2 separate regions of the Homo sapiens genome follow, and region 2 is linked to region 1. A link is an interaction called in ENCODE POLR2A ChIA-PET data of the cell type or tissue named here. Cell type or tissue: A673. All regions are shown on one strand. Links, peaks and the distances in the headings refer to the core of each region. The heading gives the core; the rest is flanking DNA.

The links. Peaks named below come from ENCODE experiments on the same cell type or tissue, not always from the same donor. Only the 100,000 strongest peaks of a DNase experiment are listed, where the experiment ranks them.
Region 2: POLR2A ChIA-PET joins it to region 1 with 10 read pairs; 6 of 35 experiments call an interaction of 5 or more read pairs at or near these places.

The regions. Positions count from the first base shown.
Region 1 is chr1:38,054,416-38,067,544 of GRCh38, forward strand. The region is part of intron 1 of MIR3659HG (MIR3659 host gene); the gene reads left to right. Among named protein-coding and RNA genes, the nearest start is that of MIR3659HG, 14 kb to the left of the region's middle. RefSeq lists enhancers at 7,298-7,387, 7,618-7,677. In A673, for the core only: no CTCF peak of the experiment used is centred there; a DNase peak (open chromatin) is centred at 5,984; H3K4me3 peaks cover 104 bases; H3K27ac peaks cover 2,500 bases.
Region 2 is chr1:37,989,615-37,998,980 of GRCh38, forward strand. It overlaps FHL3 (four and a half LIM domains 3), which reads right to left. Exons shown (of 6, transcript NM_004468.5): 3 at 9,360-9,366; 4 at 8,349-8,518; 5 at 8,070-8,256; 6 at 7,156-7,945. The coding sequence ends at 7,791. SF3A3 (splicing factor 3a subunit 3) reads right to left here and starts at 408. Exons shown (of 17, transcript NM_006802.4): 1 at 256-408. The coding sequence starts at 351. It also overlaps the pseudogene RNU6-510P. RefSeq lists enhancers at 460-629, 1,021-1,566, 7,874-8,795 and a silencer at 7,003-7,297. In A673, for the core only: no CTCF peak of the experiment used is centred there; DNase peaks (open chromatin) are centred at 6,257, 6,617 and 6,887; H3K4me3 peaks cover 1,156 bases; H3K27ac peaks cover 2,500 bases.

The DNA of each region.
Region 1 (13,129 bases), core at 4,971-7,470:
TCAGGACATGTGTTTGAACCTGGCACAACATCTGTCTGGGCCTGGTACATCATCTTCCTGGCCTGGGGGCAATGTCTGTTTGAGCCCTGGATGTGTGTTTAACTTGGGGACGTCTGCTGGGCCTGGAACAATACCTGTCTGAGCCTGGGGATGGACTTGTCATTGCAGATAAAATCACCCCTGAGCCTCAACTTTGGTTTGTGGCTGAACACAGAGTGTGTGCAGGGCTCATGTCCCTGTTCTCCTTTCTACCGAGGAACGGGATCTTAGGTGGAATGCCTCAGTTTACCTTCAATTGTAGGTCCATTGGCCTGGTTGCTCTGGGTACCTCGAGCACTGGACAAAGCCTACAACCCCAGTGGCTCTGGGAAACCAAAGTCAAAAGAACGCATGAGGGGATCGATAGGTTATAAAATCCAGTGACCGGTCTAGGATGATTCTCCCTTTCTCCAATCCCTCATCTAGGTACTTGAGTCAGGTCACAGTGTTCCCACTAAGACACAATTTGGACATGTCACTTTGCACTTGGCTCCTGAGAACCCTTCTATTTATTTATTTATTTATTTATTTATTTATTTATTTATTTATTTTTTGAGACAGAGTCTCACGCTGTTGCCCAGGCTGGAGTGCAGTGGTGCAATCTTGGCTCACTGCAACCTCCGCCTCCCGGGTTCAAGCTATTCTCCTGCCTCAGCCTCCCGGGTAGCTGGGACTACAGGCACCCACCACCACACCTGGCTAATTTTCCTGAGAACACTTCTATTGCTCCCTGTTATGTACATCATCAGGCCCAAAGTCCCTGGTAATCCTGTCTCTGCTGACCCTCTGAATCCAGCAACACTGAGCTCTGTTCCTGCAAACACACGGGGCCCTCCGAGACCCCTTATCTCCACACACATGGTTCCCTCTCCTGGGAATGTCCACCATCTCTGCTTTACATTCTTCAAATCCCAGCACAAGGGTCACCAGCCCTGGGAAGTTTTCCCCTCTAGACTAAGCCACAGCCTCTGTCCTGCTTCCACAGTCCATTTGTGCATTAGCATTTACAGGCCTATATTGTCATTAATTCTTTGTGTGTCTGTCTCTCCCATAGGACTGTGAGCTCTGGGGCTCCGGGACTGGATCTGCTTCACCTCTATCCCCCAGCACCCAGCTCAATTCCCGGTCTATAGTACTCACCAATAAAGAATGCCTGTTGAATGACCATAGGTTGTGCCCCTGTGATCTCATTTCCTTCTTTTTTAAAAATGAGGGCTTAGAGGGATACTGTAGACACTGGTTTGCAGTCTCAGAAGAAGTGGGCTTCAGAGAAGAGGGCATGTCTTTTTCATACCTGGTTGGTTGACTGTAGCCAAAAGCGCTGGGTAATGGACCCAGAGTGCCCTGGACAAGAGCCTGGTGGAGGCTTGTCCTGCCCAAGGTTCTTTATCGGTGAAGTGAAGTGAAGGTCAGGGGGCAGCAATGAATCCAGACATAATAGCCTCTCTGTGGGCTGCAGGGATGGGACTAAGTCTAATAAGGAGGACTGTGTCGGGCAAATGTCAGGACCTTGACCTGGGACCAAACCCAACTCCTTGGGGGCAGGTGGGAGAATAGAGGCCTGGCTCAGCACGAATGGAGAAGTTACAGGGTTCCTAGGTATGCTCGTCTTGCCAGAGAGAGAAAGTCACAAAAAGTTTTATCAATATCAACGTTGTATCCAGAGCAAGGTGCTCTCACTGGTCAGGACACCCTGGCACCTGGCCAGCTTCAGAGGGACATGGATCCCTAGGAATGTGTATGGGGAGAAAGGCCAGAATAGGGGGGCATGTGGAACCATGAAGAGGTAGCTGAGAAGTGAATGTTCCGAGGACATGGTCTCTGCTTTTGTGTCTTTTATTCCACCAAATAGGAATATCTTTATGTTTTTGCTGATGATAAAAACAATACAAGCTCATTTGTAAACACTAGAAAAGTAGTATACAAAATAGAAAATGGAAGTCCTCCATCAGCCTCTCTGCCTCATTCCTCATAACTACTCCTGGTGGCTATATCTTTCCAGACCTTTTTTTTGTGTGGACACACAGTACTTAATAATAGTAGCTTAGGTTTATTGAGGGTTTATGATGTGCAGGTACTGTGCTAAATGCTTCTACCTGAATTTACGCATTGCATCCTCACAAAAACATTATGGGTTAGCTGCAACTATTATTCCCATTTTACAAATGAAGAAACTGAGGCTCAGAGAGTTGAACTCAAACTTGCCAGGGTTATCCAGGTAGTAATCTATATCGTTATCTGTGGATCTATTATGTACAGATATATAGATAGATAGAGATATGAATTCTTTTGGCAGAAGATGGGACCACAGTGCATATAGTGTTTTATAGTGTTTTGTAACTTGTTCTTTTTTGTTGTTGTTGTCGAGACGGAGTGTTGCTCTGCTGCCCAGGGTGGAGTGCAGTGGCGCAATCTTGGCTCACTTCAACCTCCACCTCCTGGATTCAAGCAATTCTCCTGCCTCAGCCTCCCGAGTAGCTGGGATTACAGGTGCCTGCCACCACACCGGCTAATTTTTGTGTTTTTAGTAGAGATAGGATTTTACCACGTTGGCCAGGCTAGTCTCGAACATGTGACCTCAGGTGATCCGCCTGCTTTGGCCTCCCAAAGTGCTGGGATTACAGGCGTGAGACACCGCACCCGGCCTGTAACTTGTTTTTTTAAATTAACAATGTTTTTGGATGTGTGTCTATTTTTTAATACATCTTATCCACTTTACCCTTTTGAAATGGCTGTACAGTATTCATTGTGTTGATGCACTGTAATTTCTTTAAAATCTACTGATGGACATTGAGATTGCAGCTTCTGCCTCTTGTCTGCAGGGCTGTCCTGGGTCCCAGGGAGTAGATAAACTCTTTGTGACCTGAAGGAGCAGAGTTCAGATCAAGCCATGGACATTTTAGGGAGCCAGTGTTCGGGTTCCCCATTCTAAGGACCACCTTGTCAGAGACTAAGCTCCCTGACTCTGGAGGAATTGAGTAAAGGCAGAGTAGCTGCTCTCAGAAATGCCGCAGGAGGATTTTTGTATCAGGCTATGCTTTGGGGGGAGCGTGGGTGGGGCCTGAGGTATAGGGAAAGGAGCGCTGGTTTTACAGCTTGGAGACCTGCTCAAGTCCCTGTTCTGGCTCCTGGCAAACCTCCCAGTGCTTCAGTTTTCCCCATCTGTAAAATGAAAATAGAGTACCACAGTAGTTCAGATCATGGGCTTGGAGCCAGGCAGACCTGATTCTGAGTGTAGGTGCTGCCTCTTACCAGCTGTGTGACCAGGGGCAATTTGCTTAAACTGTCTTAGCTATACTTAACTTTAACCCAGGAATACAATACAAATAGTTGTGTGTGTGTGTGTTTTGAGACAGGGTCTCGCTCTGTTGCCCAGGCTGGAGTGCAGTGACGTGATCACAGTTGACTGCAGCCTTGACCTCCTGGGCTCAAGCGATCCTCCCACCTGAGCCTCCTGAGTAGCTGGGGACTACAGGTGCATGCTACCACACCCAGCTATTTTAAAAAAAGATGTTTTGTAGAGATAGGGCCTCATTATGTTACCCAGGCTGGTCTTGAACTCCTAGGCTCAAGCGATTTTCCCACCCGGGCCTCCCAAAGTGTTGGGAATATAGGCATGGGCCACCACACCAGCCTACAAATAGTTTGTCCTTACATTTCAACTAATTTTTTTTTTTTTTGAGACGGAGTCTCGCTCTGTTGCGCAGGCTGGAGTGCAGTGGTGTGATCTCGGCTCACTGCAACCTCCGCCTCCTGGGTTCAAGCAATTCTCCTACCTCAGCCTCCCAAGTAGCTGGGATTACAGGCGCCCACCACAAGGTCCAGCTAATTTTTTTATTTTTATTTTTAGTAGAGATGGGATTTCACCATGTTGGCCAGTCTGGTCTGGAATTCCTGACCTCAGGTGATCCGCCCGCCTTGGCCTCCCAAAGTGCTGGGATTACAGGCATGAGCCATCGTGCCTGGCCTCAGCTAATATTTTTTATCACCTGTTTTCGCCCAAGCATTGAGGATATAGCCATGAAAAAGATAGACAAAGCCACTGTCCTCAGAGAATGTACATTCTAGAAGAGGAGGGAAGAGAATCAGACAGGAAACAAATAAACAGTTTCACAGAAGATGACTACAGATTATACTAAGAGTTTTGAAGAGACTGCATCGGATGCTATGATAGAGTTGCTGGAGGGGCCCAGATGCAGTTGGTTGAGAAAACCCTCCCTGAGGATGTGACATGGGAGCTGAGGCCTGGGGATGAGAAGGGCCAGTCACACTGAGAGCCATGGAAAGAGCGTCCTGGCAGGGAAGACTGTGAGGTGCCAAGGTGTCCTTGTGTGTCCAAGGAACAAAAGGCAGCTGATGTTGCTGGAGCAGAGTGGCAGAGGAGAGAGCAGCTGGAGCTGAGATCCAAGAGGGAGGTGATGCAGACCTAGCAGGCCCTTGTAGAACGTGGTCAGGAGTCTGATATCCTGCTAAGGGTGAATTTCTACCTCTTAGGGTTCTCATGAGGGTTCAATGAGATATGCATGTTTGGGTTTCCCCAGAAGCAGATCCCAAGATAAGGATTTGAACACATGCAGGAAAGTGATTCCAGGAAATGCTGGTAGGGAGTGGGCCTGTGAGACTGGGAGGGGAGGAAGCCCACAGAGAGAGCCTCTTGGAGCAAGTTGCAAGTTACACTATGGGTAACTGGACCACTGAGGATCACTGGGCGCCTGTGTTGAACACACTTCTGAGAGTTACCCCACTTGCTAGATGAGGAAGCCAGGTCATTTATCTACTGTCATGTCAGTCATTCTGGGGGTTGGGGTGAAGGTTAATTCTCTAGCACTCTGAGCCTGCCTTGGGAGGGCAGAGCAGGCTCCTGGAGACCAGAAGAAGCCCTCAGGCAAGGATGCAGCTGCAGGCAATTTGAAGTCAGGCTAGAGTACACTGAAATGGTAGGGCCTGGAGGAATGGGGGTGGAGCGCCAGCACTGTCTGCTACTCATGGAGAGCTTGTGGCATAGGAAGCACCCTATCGATGATAGTAATTATTGCTGATAATATTAATGGTAGTTTTACTAATGATTATTGTCATTGTGAGGGTTAAATTGGAGGATATTAATCATAGCTCACATATATTGGGTTCTTATAGGTGCCAGCAGTAAGCACTTCTAAGCACTTTACATGCTATCTCATTTCATACCTGTAGTAGCTAGTATGTAGGAGAATGCATGATGTGTGGCAGGCAGTCAGTAAATCGCTGTTTCTTCAAACTTGGAAGTTCTAGAACTTCAGGTGATGAATTTGGGACTGTTCAATGGACCCCTAGATGCTGAGGGTTCTTGTCCCAAACCTCCTGAGCTACAGGCAGCCTCCCTGGTGCCTTGAGATGCTGACTCAGCAGAGAAAGATGTAAATTCCTACCTTGGTTTGCATACAATTTACACATATTTATTTATGAGTGTCTTTGATTAATGTCAAAGTGCCTGTGTGATTTTTCTGCCAGGCTTCTGGGCCCTGCAAGGGCATGGCTGGCATCAATGTGGCTGCAGGCTCCGTGTGAGCATGTGGGGGTTCTCGGGTGGCCTGAAAGTGACAGCCATGGGTAGTGGCTGGCAGCCATAGGTAGTGGCTGGCAGCCATAGAGGGCGTGGTGAGCAGCCTGGAGCCTGTTATTCTAGCGTGATTTGGGCAGCTGGTGTGAGTCGGGGATGTCTGTTAGCATGTGGCAGGGTCCAGCCAAGGGACTGGGGGCAGGTCAGGGCTCCAGGCACTGGGGTGAGTGACTGTGGGCCCACAGTTGGCCATGGTCTTGGAGGAGCCTGGGTGGCGGCCACATTTTCTGGGTGGGAACTCAGACCCAGGGAGCCAGGACAAGCTCAGGTTCTAGGACTCATGGTGGTGGGAAAGGCTTCCAAACAAGGCAGAGCTCAGAGGCTGTCTCTGCAGAGTGCCTGCCCCCCGGGGCTGCCCAGGGCAGGAATCCTCTGCTTAGAAGCTCTGAGAAAGGGAGTGCTCTCTGCAATCAAGGCCTGGGACAGGAATTGAGAAAATCTGCCAATCAGCAAGAATTTTCTGTGTGCTGGCAGTGCCCAGCCCTGTGTCTGGAACTGTGGAGAAGATCAGTCCTAGCCTGTAAACTTTGGCAGGAGAACTGGTGAGATAAGGAGGGAAGGGCAGACCCCGACCTTGGTGGAGGCTCTGTGCTTGGCACCATGCGGTACTTACACCCATTATCTCCTTTAATCCTCACAAGAGCCCAGACAGGCAGTTAATGTCATGTCTCCTCATTACAGGGGAGAAGCAGGGATCAGAGAGCTGTAGTAACTTGCCCAAGGTCACACAGCAAGTAAGTGGAGGAGTCTAGATTTGAACCCAGCTCTGTTTCATTCCAGAGCCCAAGCACTTGACCAGTTTATTCTGCCTCAGCTAGGTGTAAAATAAGGATAAAACCAAGATCATTTAGTTTTTGTGAGTTAAATGGGCTCAAGTGTGTGGACAGCTTAGCATGGTGGCTGGCACACAGTAAGTGCTCAGTAAAAGTGTTTTTTTCTTAAGTGGTACAGCAAGGATTCTTAAATCCTGGTTCATTGCACCCTCGTGTTTGCATGGTACTGTGGTTTTTGCCAAGGCCAATTGGGAGGGCAGACGGTTGGGAACAGAGCATGACCTCTGCTGTGAGTTGAGTGAGCCCTTGTCATGCAGGGACACTGACAGCCATCAGCAGATGGGTGGGACCACCTGCCAGGCCAGATCCTCTGTTGGCTCAAGGCCCAGCCCTGGATAGGGTAGGGACACTGAGGCTGTCTAGTCAGGATGGCCTGGATATACGTGTGTGTGTGTATGTGTGTGTGTGTGTGTGTTTATGGACTTGGTGAGGGTCCTGGACTAGAGAAGGAGAGACAACTTTGGGAAGTGGGGAGCTCTCCCAGCAGGCAATGGTCAGAGCCCTTTCTTATTTCCAGCTGCAGAGATCTAAATCAGGTGAGAGCCTGAACCATGTGAAAATGTGTGGGAAATCACTCCTGGCAGAGGGAACAGCAAGTGCAAAGGCCCTGCGGTGGGAATGAACTTAATGTGTACATCCACTTTCCACAGTAGCTGTAGAGACAATATTGACTCCAATTCTCCAGTATTTGATGTAGAGGAGCTAAGTGGGGGCAGGATTCATTTATTCCTTCAACAAACATTTAGTGCCTGCTTTGTGCCAGGCACTATCCTAGATGCCAGTGGCTAACACTTATTTGGTGCTCACTGCTTCTAAGCACTTTATGTATATTATCTCATTTAGTCTTCACAGCACCACATTGAGTTGGGGAAGTCTGGGGAGACAGCTGGTCCTCCTCTGTTTCCTCTACCTTCTTCCCATCTCCCAGCCACCTCAGGTACCCAGTATGTGCCACCCAGGAAGACCAGGATCTCCACAGTGGGTGAGGTGGGGCAGTTCTGAGAACATGACTGCTGCAGGGTCTTTCCCGTCCTGACTGGGCCCTGCCTAAGCGCAGGCTGTTAGCCTCCTGGGAGCCACCCAGTGACAGGCTAGAAAGGGTGCTCTCCAGTCAGGCCTGCCTCAGAACATCCCCTCCCAGGGGGCTTCCAGTTGTACCTTCTCTGTTCCTTCTCTACCACTCAGCTCCTGGCCTCCCTCCAACCCATTTGTGTAGCTTAAGCCCTGTTTTTGGACTCTGCCTAGGGAGCCACGTTCCAGTTCAGGGCTGAGACTGCTGGCAGGGAGAAAAGAAAAACTTCCATTTTCTGATGGGGCAGTCCCCGAACACTCCCTGTGGTTTCACTAACTCTGCTGGAGGCAGCAGGGCGGTTCACACTGTGCCCGGCTGACTCTGTCCTTTCCTTACGATGATCAGCTCACAGGGCCTCAGCCAGGGCAGACTTTTCAGTTCCTAACTGCCCACCTGTGCCTGTGCACCCAGCTTGTGCCCATGACCTGGGCTCCTCACCCTCTTCCGGAGGAAAAGGGGCAGAAAAGATTAAATAGAAAATTGCTCAAAATTCAGAGGCCGTGGAACAGATCTGACAGTTCCAATAGACTTTGGTGAATAAATAAACCTGGAAAAAGGGGGTTTTCTGGGTGGGGTGAAGGAAAAGGAAGGTCTTGTATGATGGGCTACGCTAACCTGGAAACCATGGCTCCATCTGTCATTCCATTCATCCGTCTATCCATCTATCCAACCATCCATAATCCATCCTGCCTGCCTGCCTGCCTGCCTGCCTGCCTTCCTTCCTTCCTTCCTTCCTTCCTTCCTTCCTTCCTTCCTTCCTTCCTTCTCTCCATCCATCCATCCATCCACCCACCCACCCACCCACTGACTGCTTGCCTGATGCAGCCACCAGCTCAGTTATGCTTGTGGAGTAAGTGTGCTGGGAGCTCGTCAGTGTTTATGCTTTTATGACCCCTCTGTTTGTGCATTTCCTCTCCTCACCAGGTTTGTAGAGAGCTCCTTGTGAAGTGAAGTCCCTCCATCTCTGTAGAGCCAAGAGGAGGGGCTCTGTGTTGGCTGTGGGGTTGGCAGCAGCTGCCTGGCTTGGGCACCCTGGTTAGTGGGGAATCTTGCATGCTGCTGCCACTCCTGCTGCACCAGGCCTATGACCTTCAGTCCCAGCTGTGGAGTGTGCCAATGTGGTCGCCAGGTGAGCAGGGCCAGGGCTTTGCACTGCTCCAGGGGCAGGGCCTTGTTGCCTGGCAGCCTGCCCATGATGCTGAGGGGCTGCTGGCCTCCAGCCAGCACCAAGCTTTTAGAGTGATACAGTTGTATTGCTGCAGAACCTCTCCACACTACTATAGTAAACAAACAGTCTGGGGCCAGGCATGGTGGTTCATGCCTATAATCCCAGCACTTTGTGAGGCTGAGGCAGGTGGATCACCTGAGGTCAGGAGTTCGAGACCAGCCTGACCAACATGGTGAAACCCCATTGCTACTAAAAATACAAAAAATTAGCTGGGCGTGGTGGCACATGCCTGTAATCCCAGCTAATTGAGAGGCTGAGGCAGGAGAATCACTTGAACAGAGGTTACACTGAGTGGAGATTGCACCATTGCACTCCAGCCTGGGCAACAAGAACGAAACAAAAAAAAAAAAAAAAAAAAAAAGTCTGGGACTCTGGGCCTGCCTGGGAACCAGGAAGGATTGGGGTAGTTGCCATCTCTGTTCTTGGAGGGGTGGGTGGGTGGGCGAGCTTTGAACCCAGCAGCTGCTGTGGGCCTGAGAGTTGAGGCCAGTCCTCCCGACCCCAGCCAGACCTGGCTTGGACAGCAGATGTGGGGCAGCACACAGACTAGGCGGTGAGCTGTGTTGGCTGGAAGTGAAACTGCAGAGGGCCCAAAGGCAAAAGACCCAAATCAGACGGAGATAGAGATGCAGATAGAGCAGAGGGATATGGAGATTGAGGGGGTGAGGGGGGAGTGGGGGAGAGAGAGAGAGAGTCTCAGAAAGGCAAGACAGAGTCAGTGAGAGAGGGAAGATTCAAAGGACTGAGAAGAGAAGGATCAGGGGAGGGGAGTCCAGGGCAAGGGAAGAAAGCCGGTGTGGTGGGCTCAGGGAAGCAGGTCTTTCAAAGGCAGGGGATGCAGAGAGTAATGATAGCTTAATAAAAGCCCCCTCCTGTGTGGACAGCACCCTACAGCGAACAAACTTTCCCACTTGCCAAAACTCATTCAGGCCTCCTGATAGCCGGGCTGAGATGGGGTTGGAGATCTCCACGCTGCAGGATGGGGCGGGGAGCTGGAATTGGAACTGGGACTGGCTGGAGTGGGTAACACAGGGTGGGGGTGGTGAGTGGCTTAGAGACAGAGCCCCCAGCTGGGCCCAAGTCCCTGCAGTGACTGAGACTTCCCCAGCTGTGTTCCCGGGCCAGGCTTGTGCTCGCCATTCCTGCCACCATGACAGTGCTGCTTTGTTTCCTGGGAGGAGGTGCGTCGCTCTCAAGTCCCGGCTGCTGACTGTAGTGGATGCTGTGGTGCATGCTCAGATTCCCCTTCAGGTCTGAGGCGCTCGCTCCCCAGCTTCTGGGTGTGTGGGCTGTGGATGACTCACAGCTGAATCCGTCTCAGGGAATTGCCTTTGATGGAAGTGGGGGGAGAACCTTGCCCAGCGTTATTCCTCCTCCCTGGGGGCAGCCTGTATCCAATGGCCTATTGATTGTAGGAGTGGGGGAGTTGTACAAAGGCCAAGTCCCCTTGCATCAACTTGTGACACTACTGAAGGGCCATCCCAGTTCCAGAGGTCCTTGGGAGATTGGCTGAGGCCTTTGGTATGACTGCATGGCAGATCAATTTCTCCATTTGCCCAACCCTGCTTCCCTCGCTTCCTGTTGTTCTTGGGATTACTCCCCAGTAAACTCCCCCAGAAACGGTGAGGCTGTGAGATTAGACACCCAAGAAGGCCAAACTCTGGCCCCTAACAACAGAACTGGTGGAGAGATGTGAACTTGGAGCAGTTGTCACCTCTGAGACAACTCAGAGGTGGTACAGCTTGAGTGAGCAGAGCCTCCCTGGCCACAGATGCCATGTCCCATCCCCTAGCCATGGACCCCAAGGATAGGGGAGAGAAGAGGCTTACCCTGTGGGGCTGAGGATTGATCCTTGAGCCCAGCTTTGGAATTGGGACACCAGAGCCTGGGTGTTTCTCAGCCCAGAAGCCTTGCGTGACCTTGGGCATGCCCGCTCTGCCTTGCCAATGCCAATCTCACAGTCTCAGAGTATTTCCAGGGATTCTGACCTATGACACTAATGCTAACCATTGGACACCAGCCTGGACTCAGCTCAGCTCCCCTCCCTCACATCCTTGTTTTCTTTCTAATTCTTATTGACATCAGACAGGTATCTGTGTATCAGGGAGAAGTCGTAGTAGGAGGGAATGTTCATCCAGCCCTCCCCACCCTGGGCAAAACCCCTCTGTGCATTCCCAGAAGAAAATTCATAGAGAACTCGTCCCCTAGCGGGTAAGCTCAGAAGGGGCAGGGCCCTGTGCTGCCTGGCACATGAAAGGTGCTTGATGGTTTTGAGTGATGATGACTCTGGCACCTTTGTGCTCCACCAGAGAGGCAGGAGGTGTGGTGGTTAGGGTGCTGGAGCCAGACTGCCTGGTTCACATGCCAGCTCTGCCTGTCAGAAGCTGGGTGACCTTGGGTAATAAGGACAAAATGGGTTAATCTATATCAAAGTACTTAGAACACAAAATGGCCTGTGTTAGCTATTATCATTATTATTATTTTTTTAGTTGTAAGATAACACCTGATCCTCCAGGTTGTTTGGGCTGTAGATCCCATGTCTAAGAGATGCACACACACATAAGGAGTTATTTCCTTAGTGAACAAGGAGTCTCATGTGTTGCCCTGTATCCCTATAACCTCATGCAGTGCAAGCTCCTCACTTGGAAACTCTGCAGACAAGGCAGAGAGGGCTGGGCCAAGGTCATACAATGCTCTGGGCTGAGGAAGACCCAGGCCCTGGTGTCCAGTTCCCAAGCTGGGCTCAAGGCTCAATTCTCAGCCCCATAGCCTCTTCTCTCCCCTCTCCTTGGGGTCCATGGCTAGGAGACGGGACGTGGCATCTGTGGGCAGGGAGGCTCTGCTTGCTTAGGGATGGATTGTCTCAGAGGTGACAACTGCTCCAGGCTCATATCTCCCTCTGTATACCCAGTTCTGTTGTTGGGGGCCAGGGTTTGGCCTTCCTGGGTGTCTAAGGGATCAGATGAGAGGCCACTGAAGTTCGGAGGGTTAATCTCTGGCACTGTGCTTGCTGCACAGAGATTGCAGTGGTCAGGTAACTGTAAATAATAATACCAAACCATAACATTCACCCAGCACTCTCATTCCCTTCCTACCTCATTTACCCCCACGATGATCCCACGAAGTAGGACTTGCCCCTTCCACTGCTGCTAGCAGGGGCGGGACTCTAAGCCCTGCCCCTCTGCACCTGGGAACTGCCTCTTACTTGGTCTTCCTGCTGTCTCACTCCTGCCTCATTCGAGCTGTGCTATTTAGTACAGTCCCCACATGTAGCCAGTGGGTGCATGAAATGTGACTAGGTCAACTTGAGATGTGCTGTAAATACAAAATATGTACTGGTTTTTGAAGATGTGGTATAAAGAAACCAATGTAAAACATCGCTAATAGTTTTTTTATATAGATGACATGTTGAGATGATAATATTTTGGGTGAAACAAAATATATTATTGAAGTTAATTTCACCTGATTCCTTACTGTTTTTCATCTGGCCACTAGAAAATTTTAAATTATGCATGTGGCTTGAAACATATTTCTGTTGGACAGTGCTGCTCTGAAGTCTGTTATTCACACAGCAACCAGGGTTATCCTTTAAGATCTTGGTGATTATGTCCCTTCTCTGATCACAACTCTTTATTATTATTACTTTTCTTTCTTCCTTTTTTTTTTTGAGACAGAGTCTCACTCTGTCACCCAGACTGGAGTGCAGTGGCGCAATCTCAGCTCACTGCAACCTCCACCTCCCAGGTTCAAACAATTCTCGTGTCTCAGCCACCAAAGTAGCTGGGATTACAGGCGCACGCCACCATACCTGGCTAATTTTTTGTATTTTTAGTAGAGACGGGGTTTTACCATGTTGGTCAGCTGGTCTCCAACTCTTGACATCAGGTGATCTGCCCGCCTCAGTCTCCCAAAGTGCCGGAATTACAGGCGTAAGCCACTGCTCCTGGCTACTTTTCTTATTTTTAAGAGATGGAGGTCTCACTGTGTGGCCCAGGCTGTCATGCAGTGGCTATTCACAGGCGGGAGTATAGCACCCTATAGCCCTGAACTCCTGGGCTCAAGTGATCGATCCTCCTGCCTCAGCCGTCTAAGTACCTGGTACCACAGGCGTGCACCGCCATGCCCATCTGCTCACAACCCTTTACGAGCTCCTGTGACACAAGATAAAAGCCAATTACTTACCATGGCCTTCCAGACCCTTTGAAGGTGATTCACCCTCTTGCTTCCTTACAGATCTTCCCTCCTGCCATGTGTGGCTAGCACGTGCTCCTATGTTCTAGCCACACCGTAACTCCTTAAACTTGCTAAGCTTATTTCCACCCCAGGGCCTTTGCTTGCTGTTCCCTTTGCAGGGAGTGATT
Region 2 (9,366 bases), core at 5,090-7,589, 65 kb before region 1:
CACAAACGCCGTTAGTTTGCGTTCTGGAGTAGAAAAGGCCGCCCGAGGGCGGAGCTTACCCGCTCAGCTTTTACCAGCTGAGGCAGAAAGGCCTCTGGGGCTCCGGACCCCGGGAGGAGGTTACCAAGACCGGAGCTCGGAGAGGGAGCCCGGAGGAAGGCAGGGAGGTTCTGAGGGCCAAAGCAAGCTCTCAGAGGTCAAACACGGGATAGAGGCTCGTGCTCCTGCCGCAGCCTCTGCTCAGGCCCCACTCACCGTGGACTTCTTGGTGAGCATCTCTTTAGCCATGACGTCCATGAGCCGTTCCTTCTCCTCATGATAGCGCCGCTGCTGCTCCAGTATTGTCTCCATCTTCCCTTAGTCGCGGCTTCTCAATTCAGACCACCAACACGGCCGGAAGCAACTCCTGCCGCCCAGCGCGCCTGAGTCCCCACGTTGCGCATCAGGCTGCACCAAAGTTCCGCGAGTGCCGGAAGTGCCCCGGGACTTAAGAAAACAGGAGCACCACAAGGAAGGCCAGTCCATGTTATGGAGATGGCAACAGTGCCACCTGCTGGTGGGAGGTGTGGTGGAGCGATGCCGAGAGGTTCGCAGATGCCTCCAGGGGGCATAGGAAAACCCAAGAACCTGAGGTTCAGCGGACGGCTTCCTGCGGCTTGCTGGGGCCGGCTTGGCGGGCAGGTATCCTGTGTGGACTGCGCGAGCAGTTGGAGTGCGGATGGGAGTTGGGAAACCGGAACTTGAGGACGCAGCTTTCAGCATAAATTATGAGAACGTTTTCTCTTTCTCTGGACCTCAGCGTCTTTCTCAGGAAAATGGGAATAGTGGGGTTTTGCTGGTGGTGTTTTTAAAAAAATTCACATGTGAGGCCGGGCGCGGTAGCTCACGCCTGTAATCCCAACACTTTGGGAGGCCGAGGCGGGCGGATCACTTGAGGTCAGAGGTTCGAGACGACCAGGCTGGCTAACATGGTGAAACCCCGTCTCTACTAAAAACAAACAAACAAAAATTAGCCGGGCGTGATGGCAGGCGCCTGTAGTCCCAGCTACTCCGGAGGCTGAGGCAGGAGAATCGCTTGAACCCGGGAAGCAGAGGTTGCCGTCAGCTGAGATCGTGCCACTGCACTCCAGCCTGGGCGACAGAATGAGACTCAGTCTCAAAAAAAAAAAAAAAAAAGAAATTCACGTGTAGAAACGACTTGTCTATCGGCAGCGAATATGTTAAATAAAATACTGTGCATCCAACGAGATCAGGAGATTGAGACCATCCTGTCTAACACGGTGAAACCCCGTCTCTACTAAAACTGCAAAAAATTAGCCGGGCATGGTGGCGCGCGCCTGTAGTCACAGCTACTCGGGAGGCTGAGGCAGGAGAATCACTTGAACCCAGGAGGCAGAGGTTGCAGTGAGCTGAGATCATGCCACTGCATTCCAGCTTGGGCGACAGAGAGAGACTCCGTCTCAAAAAAAAGTAAAATAAAATAAAATAAAATACTGTGCATCCAAGCAGTGGAAGACCAGCTGTGAAATGACATACAGCCTTAAAAAAAATTCTGTCTATATATCTCCACTTGTAGGTAGAGAAATGCAAACATGTCCATGTGTTCATATGTTCACAGCGGCATTATTCATAATAGACAAAAACTGGATGCAGCCCAAGAGTCCATTAACTGGCAAATGGATAAAGTGTGGTATATCTATACAGTACAATGGAACATTATTCTGCAATAAATGAATACTACAATGATGAACCATGAAAGCATCATGCTAAGTGAAAGAAGCTAGACAGAAAAACAACAGTGTATGTCCAGATAAAACGTCCAGAACGGTGTTAAAAGAAAAACACTGGTGCTTGCTATGGCAGCACATATACTAAAATTGGAACCATACAGAGAAGATTAGCATGGCCCCTGCAAAAAGAAAAAAAAAAAAAAACACCGGTTATTACAGCTTGGTCTTTGCCTTATTTGAACACGGTTTGCATAGTTTGCCATGTTTGATTGGCCAAAACTCGGTGATTGGCAAAGAGTAGGCTATGGTCTGTTTACAACTCCATTTAGGTTATAGTTCACAATGTACAGAGAAACCTTTAGGCTAAATTTAAAATATGTAAGGAGGCAGCTTTAGGCTACAATTGAGTTAACAAAGGCAAATCTATGGAGGCAGAAATATGAGTGGTTGCTTGTGACCGCAGGTGAGATTGGAAGTGATTACAAATGCGCACAAGGAATCCATTTTGGATGGGTAGAAATGTTCTAAAATTGGATTGTGGTGATAGTTGCATAACTCTATTCATTTTATTAAAATTAATTGCTTTGTACTGTTAAAAATGGGTGAATTTTATGGTATATAAATTACACTTCAATAAAACTGTTAAAAACTCTGTATGAACTCATATGGAGAGATGGCCACACAAACTGAAAAAAGCTAGATGCACAAGTGTGTATAAAAATAGATGTGCAAAGAGATTATTTCTGTAAGGATATCCAAGTAACAGTAAACAGTGGTTGTTCCTGAGCAGACAGCCTTGGAGATCTGATATGGGAGATTTTTCTTTGTATACACCCCAAGCACAGCATAAAAAGTTATTCTTAAACATACTTTTTCAATTTAAAAATTAATTTAAAACTGAAAATACATATGTGCACATTTATGTTTAACAAAAAAGAACGAGGAGGACATAATGCATCACATTATTAGTAATTTACCTATTGTTCACTTTTTTCTTTTTTTTCTTTTTCTTTTTTTTTTTGATAGGGTCTCTCTCTGTTGCCCCAGGCTGGAGTGCAGTGGCATAATCATGGCTCACTGCAGCCTCCACCCCTGTGGCCCCCACAGGTGGGTGCCACCACCCTGGTTAATTTTTTATTTTTTTCCCACGCAACAAAAGCCACATTTAAAGTTTTGTTTTGGGAGTCTCGCTCTGTCGCCAGGCTGGAGTGCAGTGGCGCGATCTCAGCTCACGGCAACCTCTACCTCCTGTGTTCAAGCGATTCTCCTGCCTCAGCCTCCTGAGTAGCTGGGATTACAGGTGACTGCCACCACACCTGGCTAGTTTTTGTATTTTTAGTAGAGACGGGCTTTCACTATGTTGGCCAGGCTGGTCCTGAACTCCTGACCTCCGGGTGATCTGCCTGCCTTGGCCTCCCAAAATGCTGGGATTACAGGTGTGAGCCACCGCACACCAAAAAACTGCGAGGTTTTTTGTTTTTTGTTTTTTTTTGAGACAGGGTCTTTCTGTGTCATCCAAGCTGGAGTGCAGTGGCACGATCTTGGCTCACTGCAACCTCTACCTCCTGGGTTCAAGCAATTCTGCCTCAGTCTCCCTAGTAGCTGGGATTACAGGTGCGTGGCACCATGCCCAGCTAATTTTTGTATTTTTAGCAGAGATGGGGTTTTGCTATGTTGGCCAGGCTGGTCTTGAACTCCTGCCCTCAGGGTGATCCGCCCACCTTGGCCTCCCAAAATGCTGGAATTACAGGCATGAGCTACCACACCAAGCCAAGGTTTTTCTTTTTTTTTTGAGACAGGGTCTTGCCAAGCTGGAGTACAGTGGCACAATCTTGGCTCACTGCAGCCTCGACCTCCTGGGCTAAAGCTATCCTCCCACTTCAGCCTCCTGAGTAGCTGGGACTATAGATGTGCGCCACTACACCCTGCTAATTTTTGTATTTTTTGTAGAGATGGGGTTTTTTGCCGTGTTGCCCAGGCTGGTCTCAAACTCCTGGACTCAAGCGATCTTCCTGCCTTGGCCTCCCAAAATGCTGGGATTATAGGCATGAGCCACCAGACCCGCTGTAATTTTTTAAAAATTTTTACTAGAGATGAGGTCTCACAGTGGTGCCCAGGCTTGTCTGCAACTCCTGAGCTCAAGCAATCCTCCTGCCTTGGCCTCCCAAAGTGCTGGGATTATAGGCGTGAGCCACCGCACCCAGCCCAATTTTTCTACAGTAAACATGCATTACTTTTTGTTTTTAAAAGTTTGAAAGCAGGCTGGGTGCAGTGGCTCACGCCTGTAATCCCAGCACTTTGGGAGGCCAAGCTGGGAATTTCGCTTAAAGCCAGGAGTTCTAGAACAGTCTGGGCAACATAGCGAGACCTCATCTCTACAAAAAATAAGAAAATTAGCTGGGCTTGCTGGCATTTGCCCGTACTCCCAGCTACCTGGGAGGCTGAGGCGGGAGGATCACTTGAGCCCAGGGGTTTGAGGTTACAGTGAGCTATAATCTTCAAGCCTGGGTGACACCCTGTCTCAAAAAAGAAAAAAAAAGTTTGAAAAAACGGAGGCTGGGCATGGTGGCTCACGCCTGTAATCCCAGCACTTTGGGAGGCCGAGGCGGCAGATCACGAGGTCAAGAGATCAAGACCATCCTGGCCAACATGGTGAAACCCCTGTCTCTACTAAAAATACAACAAAATTAGCTGGGCATGGTGGCGCACGCCTGTAGTCCCAGCTACTTGAGAGGCTGAGGCAGGAGAATCACTTGAACCCGGCAGGTGGAGGTTGTAGTGAGCCGAGATCGCGCCACTGCACTCCAGCCTGGCGATAGAGTGAGACTCTGTCTCAATAAATAAATAAATATAAAATGGAAATAGTGACCTGTGTTTTGCCCACTCATGAGGGTGTTATGGGGATCTTATTTGTATATCGGAAATTTAAGCAGGACTGCCAAGCTTAGGGAAAGGACCCAGTCACAACTCATCTGGGGCTTTTCCTGGGACATTAGGAAAGAGGTAAAGTAGAAATCTCCATTCAGGGAGTGGGGAGACTCAGCAAATGTTTTTTGTTTTGTTTTGTTTTTTGGGGGGTATAAACTTGGAGAGCTACTGTATTTCTTGAATACGAGATGCCATCAAATGTAAAACTCAGTATTATTTTATGCTTTACTAAGGAAGAGAGAAAAAATTGTCAATTAAACAATGACACACCTTTGATTATATGTCTGGGTTTCTTTTTTTTTAAGACGGAGTTTTGCTCTTGTCCCCCAGGCTGGACTGCAGTGGTGCTATCTCGGCTCACTGCAACTTCCATCTCCGGATTCAAGTAATTCTCCTGCCTCAACCTCCGGAGTAGCTGGGATTACAGATGCCTGCCACCACACCCAGCTAATTTTTGTATTTTTAGTAGAGGCGAGGCTTCACCATGTTGTCCAGGCTGGTCTCAAACTCCTGACCTCAGGTGATCCACCCGCCTCGGCCTCCCAAAGTGCTGGGATGACAGGCGTGAGCCACTGCGCCTGGCCTTGATTATATGTCTGGGTTTCTAAGATGTTAAGTCTGAAAAATGTTTGTATTGAAATAAATCAAACAATTTTGTAGCTGCACATCTCTCACTTCCTGTTAGGTGGGTGGACCGCCTTACCACCACCATCCTCCAGTCACTGTGTCTCAAACCTGATGCCTTCCTGCCCCTAAATGTTTCTTCATCCCCACTCCAGGCAGCAAGTCTTGCCTTTTCCACTCGAGCTGCTACCTGCTGCAAGATGTCTCACCCGGACCACACTACACTAGCCTCCGAACCAGCCTGCTCATCTTACCCCTCCACTCCATTATTCATGCTGCAGCCAGCATGATCTGTCTACAACTCTGCTCATCACAGGCCCCTGCTTAAACAGTTCCATAGGCTGCATTTCCTGCAGGGTGAGGTCTGTGCAACTTGGCATTCGGCTTTTTAGGACCTGGGCTCTGCCTGCCATTTTACTCTCCTGGCACTTCCTCCAAATGGAATTACTTGCTACTTCCCCAAAGCACCGTATGTTCTCAGGCCTCCAGGCCTTTGCGCCAGTTGTTTTCTATGCTTGGACTGCTCTTCCTCAACAAGTATTTACTGAACACATAGTAAGTGCCGGGAGCTGAGAACGAGAGCGGGGAGCAAGGCAGGCAGGATCTCAGTCCTTAGGCTGGTGGGAGAGAGAAACAAATAAAACCGTAAGCATATGTGGTAATTATTAATTATAAACACACGTGGTAGGCATTCGTAAAAGTTTGTTGAAAATGTCGGGGAGGGAACTTAAGAGGGCGGGTCAATAGTTGCAGCAAACCACCGTGCACACGTATACCTATGTAACAAACCTACACGTTCTGCACACGTATCTTGAAACTTAAAGTAAAATAAAAAAAAAAAAAAGAAAAGAAAATGTCAACCATGGCTTCAGAAAGCGGTTAGAGTCCAGGATCTACCAGTGACTACCTATGTGACTTGGGGCAGCTGACTGCAGGCGTCTCCACCTCTGTGTAATGGAAGTAATAATGCCCGCCCACAGGACGGGAGGAATTAATATGAGATACATACAATCTGGCGGTTTCCGCCGGGCCGGAGGGGCTCTCCCACTCCAGGGCGCCGAGGGTCCGCCTGCCCAGGGCCGGGCCTCGCTGCAGGCAGCTGTGGGCGCCACTGTGTGCGCATACCTGCCCCGACAGCCGGACGGTCGGCCGAGCCCAGACCGCGGCAGCCAGGGTCAGGGACAAGGGACGTCGGACGCCGGGCGGGCGAGGGGAGCGTCGCCCCGCCCATCTCCCCACTTTGGGGGACAGCCCCCCTCGCTCATTCCCGCCTCCACCCTTGACTTGAATCACTGTTGGCGGGGGACGGGGCGTGACCCATTCATGCCGGGAATCGGATCCAGATGTTCCCGCGGCGTGTGCAGCTGCATCCTTGCCTTTTTTGGCAAAAAACGTGCGGCCGCGAGAGGATCCTGGGCCGCCCTTGCTAATCCTTGGGAAGAGGGGGAAGGGGGCTGAGAGGGTCTGGGCCCAGACTGGGGATCGGAACCAGGTCCTTGCTCTGCGGGCTTTGGGCAGGGCTGTTGGCGGAGGAGACTATTCGTACCAGCCAATTAAGGAACCCCACCGCCACCCTGGCTTTCATCTGGAACCTCCCCCAAACCCCTCCCTTCCCTACATGAGGGAAAAAGCCCTCTGCCAGCAGGGAGGCAGGACGAGCTCCAGAGGGAGGGTAGCTGTGGCGGGGATCCCCTTCATGGGGAGAGACTTCCCACCCCATGGCCCGGCCCCCCTCCACCCCACCCTGCAAGGATGAGGTCTAGCAGAGATTCTGAGCCTCCCAGTCTGCAAAAACCCTTCCTTCCCCATTATACCCTGAACACACACACACACACACACACACACACACACACACACACACGGAGGCCCCTGCTTCCTCACACCGCTTTATTGCAGAATCTGGAAGGGGGATGAGCCAATCTCACCCCTCTGCCCATCTATGGGCAAAATGGAGCTGAAATAAAATGAGAAGACACTCGGTGGCGACCTGCTGGGCAGCACCCTGTACCCTAGGGCCCCTTATCAGTGGGCTCCTGATCTGCTGCCCCCACAGCCTCAACCGCGGGGATGGGGTGGGGCAGGTCAAGCCTGAGAACAGTCCACTTTCAAGGACTTCCCAGGCACCCATAGGAGACCTGAAACCTATAAAGAGAAGTCTAGATTTAAGGGGGCCTAAGTCCCAGAGTCCAGGTTTGGAGGGCTCGGGTCTAGAGCCCTGATTTGGGGAGAGGACTCAGTCTGGGAACCCAGACTGCAGGGGAGAGGGTGAATTCTGGAGTCCAGGTGTGGGGAGGGGGCTTGACTCATGGAGGCTCTGTAAGAGCCCAGGTTTGGGGCCCTGGGTCAGGGAGTACCAGTTTGGGGATGCTGGAGTGGGGAGACAATCCTGGAGCCCAGAAGGAGACCCATTTTTTTTGGCGGGGGGAGCTGAGTCCCAGAGGTGGTTTAGAAAAGGAGCCACAGTCCTGGGCCCGTGGTATGGGAAAGCCTGGGTCCAGGAGCCCTGGCTTAGGGCCCTGCCTGGCTACAGCCCTGGCAGAGCACTTGGTCTCCATCCGGTACGAAGCCCTGGCCCACCAGGGAGGTAGAGCAGCGGGCGCAGGAGAAGCAGTTGTGGTGCCAGTGTCGGTCTTCAAAGGACACATACTTGCCTCCACCGAGTCCTGGAGGGAGGCTGGAAGTTAGCTATGCAGATGTGGGGATGGTCCGGCCCTCAACCTCACCCAATACCACATCCCACTCCCTTGCCTGCACCCTACCCACTCCGTTCTTTGACCCTTGTCCCACCTACGATGGGGCGCTTGCAGCTGCTGCACTTAGGTGCAAAGAGTTCTCCAAAACAGGCCACACAGTAGGGATCTTCATCCCGGGAGGTGAACTGCTGCCCTGCCAGGGGCGTCTGGCATCCGGTACAGACCAGACATTCTCGATGCCACGGCTGATCACGGTATGTCACTCCACCCTGTGTCAGCGTCTGTGGGGGCAGCATCCATTAGTAGGTATGAGTGGGGATTCCCACCCCACAACAGGCCTCACTCACCCCCACCTGGCTGGCCCAGCCCCCACCTTGCTGCAGCGGGCGCAGCGAGGAGCAAACTTGTTCTCATAGCAGGGCACGCAGTAGTGAGCACCCTTGTCGGGCACAAAAGAACGGGAGCCCAGTGGCTGTTCACAGCCACTGCACAGGAAGCAGTGCTCATGCCATGTCTGGCCTCCATATTCCAGCTTCCGGGACCCTGTGGGGAACAGGGGTCCCATTTAGAGGTTGTGTCCCATGCTCCTGAGGGCCACCCTCTGTAACTTCCCCAGGAGTCTCCACTCCTCTCTCAGCGTGAGCAGGGTGGTGTCCGTGCACATGCAGCAAGAACCCCCCCGCCCTATGTATATTACACATGCTAACCTCTCCCCAGACACCGGACATGATGACCCAGCTAGACACGAGGGTTTTGGCCTATGTTAAGCCCCCATATGTCCCAGAGATGACAATTTCAGCACACATCAAGCCTCCATGTAACAGTCATGAAGTCTCACTAAGAGCTAAGCCCTCATATAACAGATGTGATGATTTTAGCACTCACATGGGACCCCACATGTACCAGGCAAGTAAGTATCTGCCCACACAAAGTTCTAATGCCCTGGGCATGACAGGTTCGGTACATGCTAAGCCCTCGCATCTCCTCGGCACACCATTCTCCATAGGTGCTGAGTCCCAGCATTTCTATTAGGCATGCAGGTCCCCACACATGTTAAGCCCTCTGTTTATCTGCTTCTGCATACATTAAGACCCAATGCAACAAGCATGACAGTCTCAGCACACCTCTAGTTCCTACCTGTACTAAACATGCAGATATTCACACATGCTAAGCCCCCAAGTATGTATCACATGTGTCAATCTGCCTGTACATAGTAGCCCCCAGGAGTATACCAGGCAAACAGATCCCGTATATACTAAATTTCCAGAAACATGCTGTGTATGCAGGTCTTTACACAGACCAAGTCTCCATGTATCAGACAGACACATGCAAAGACCCTACGCAGATGCCAGTTCTCACACAAGATGAGCCCCTGAACACATACCAGGCAT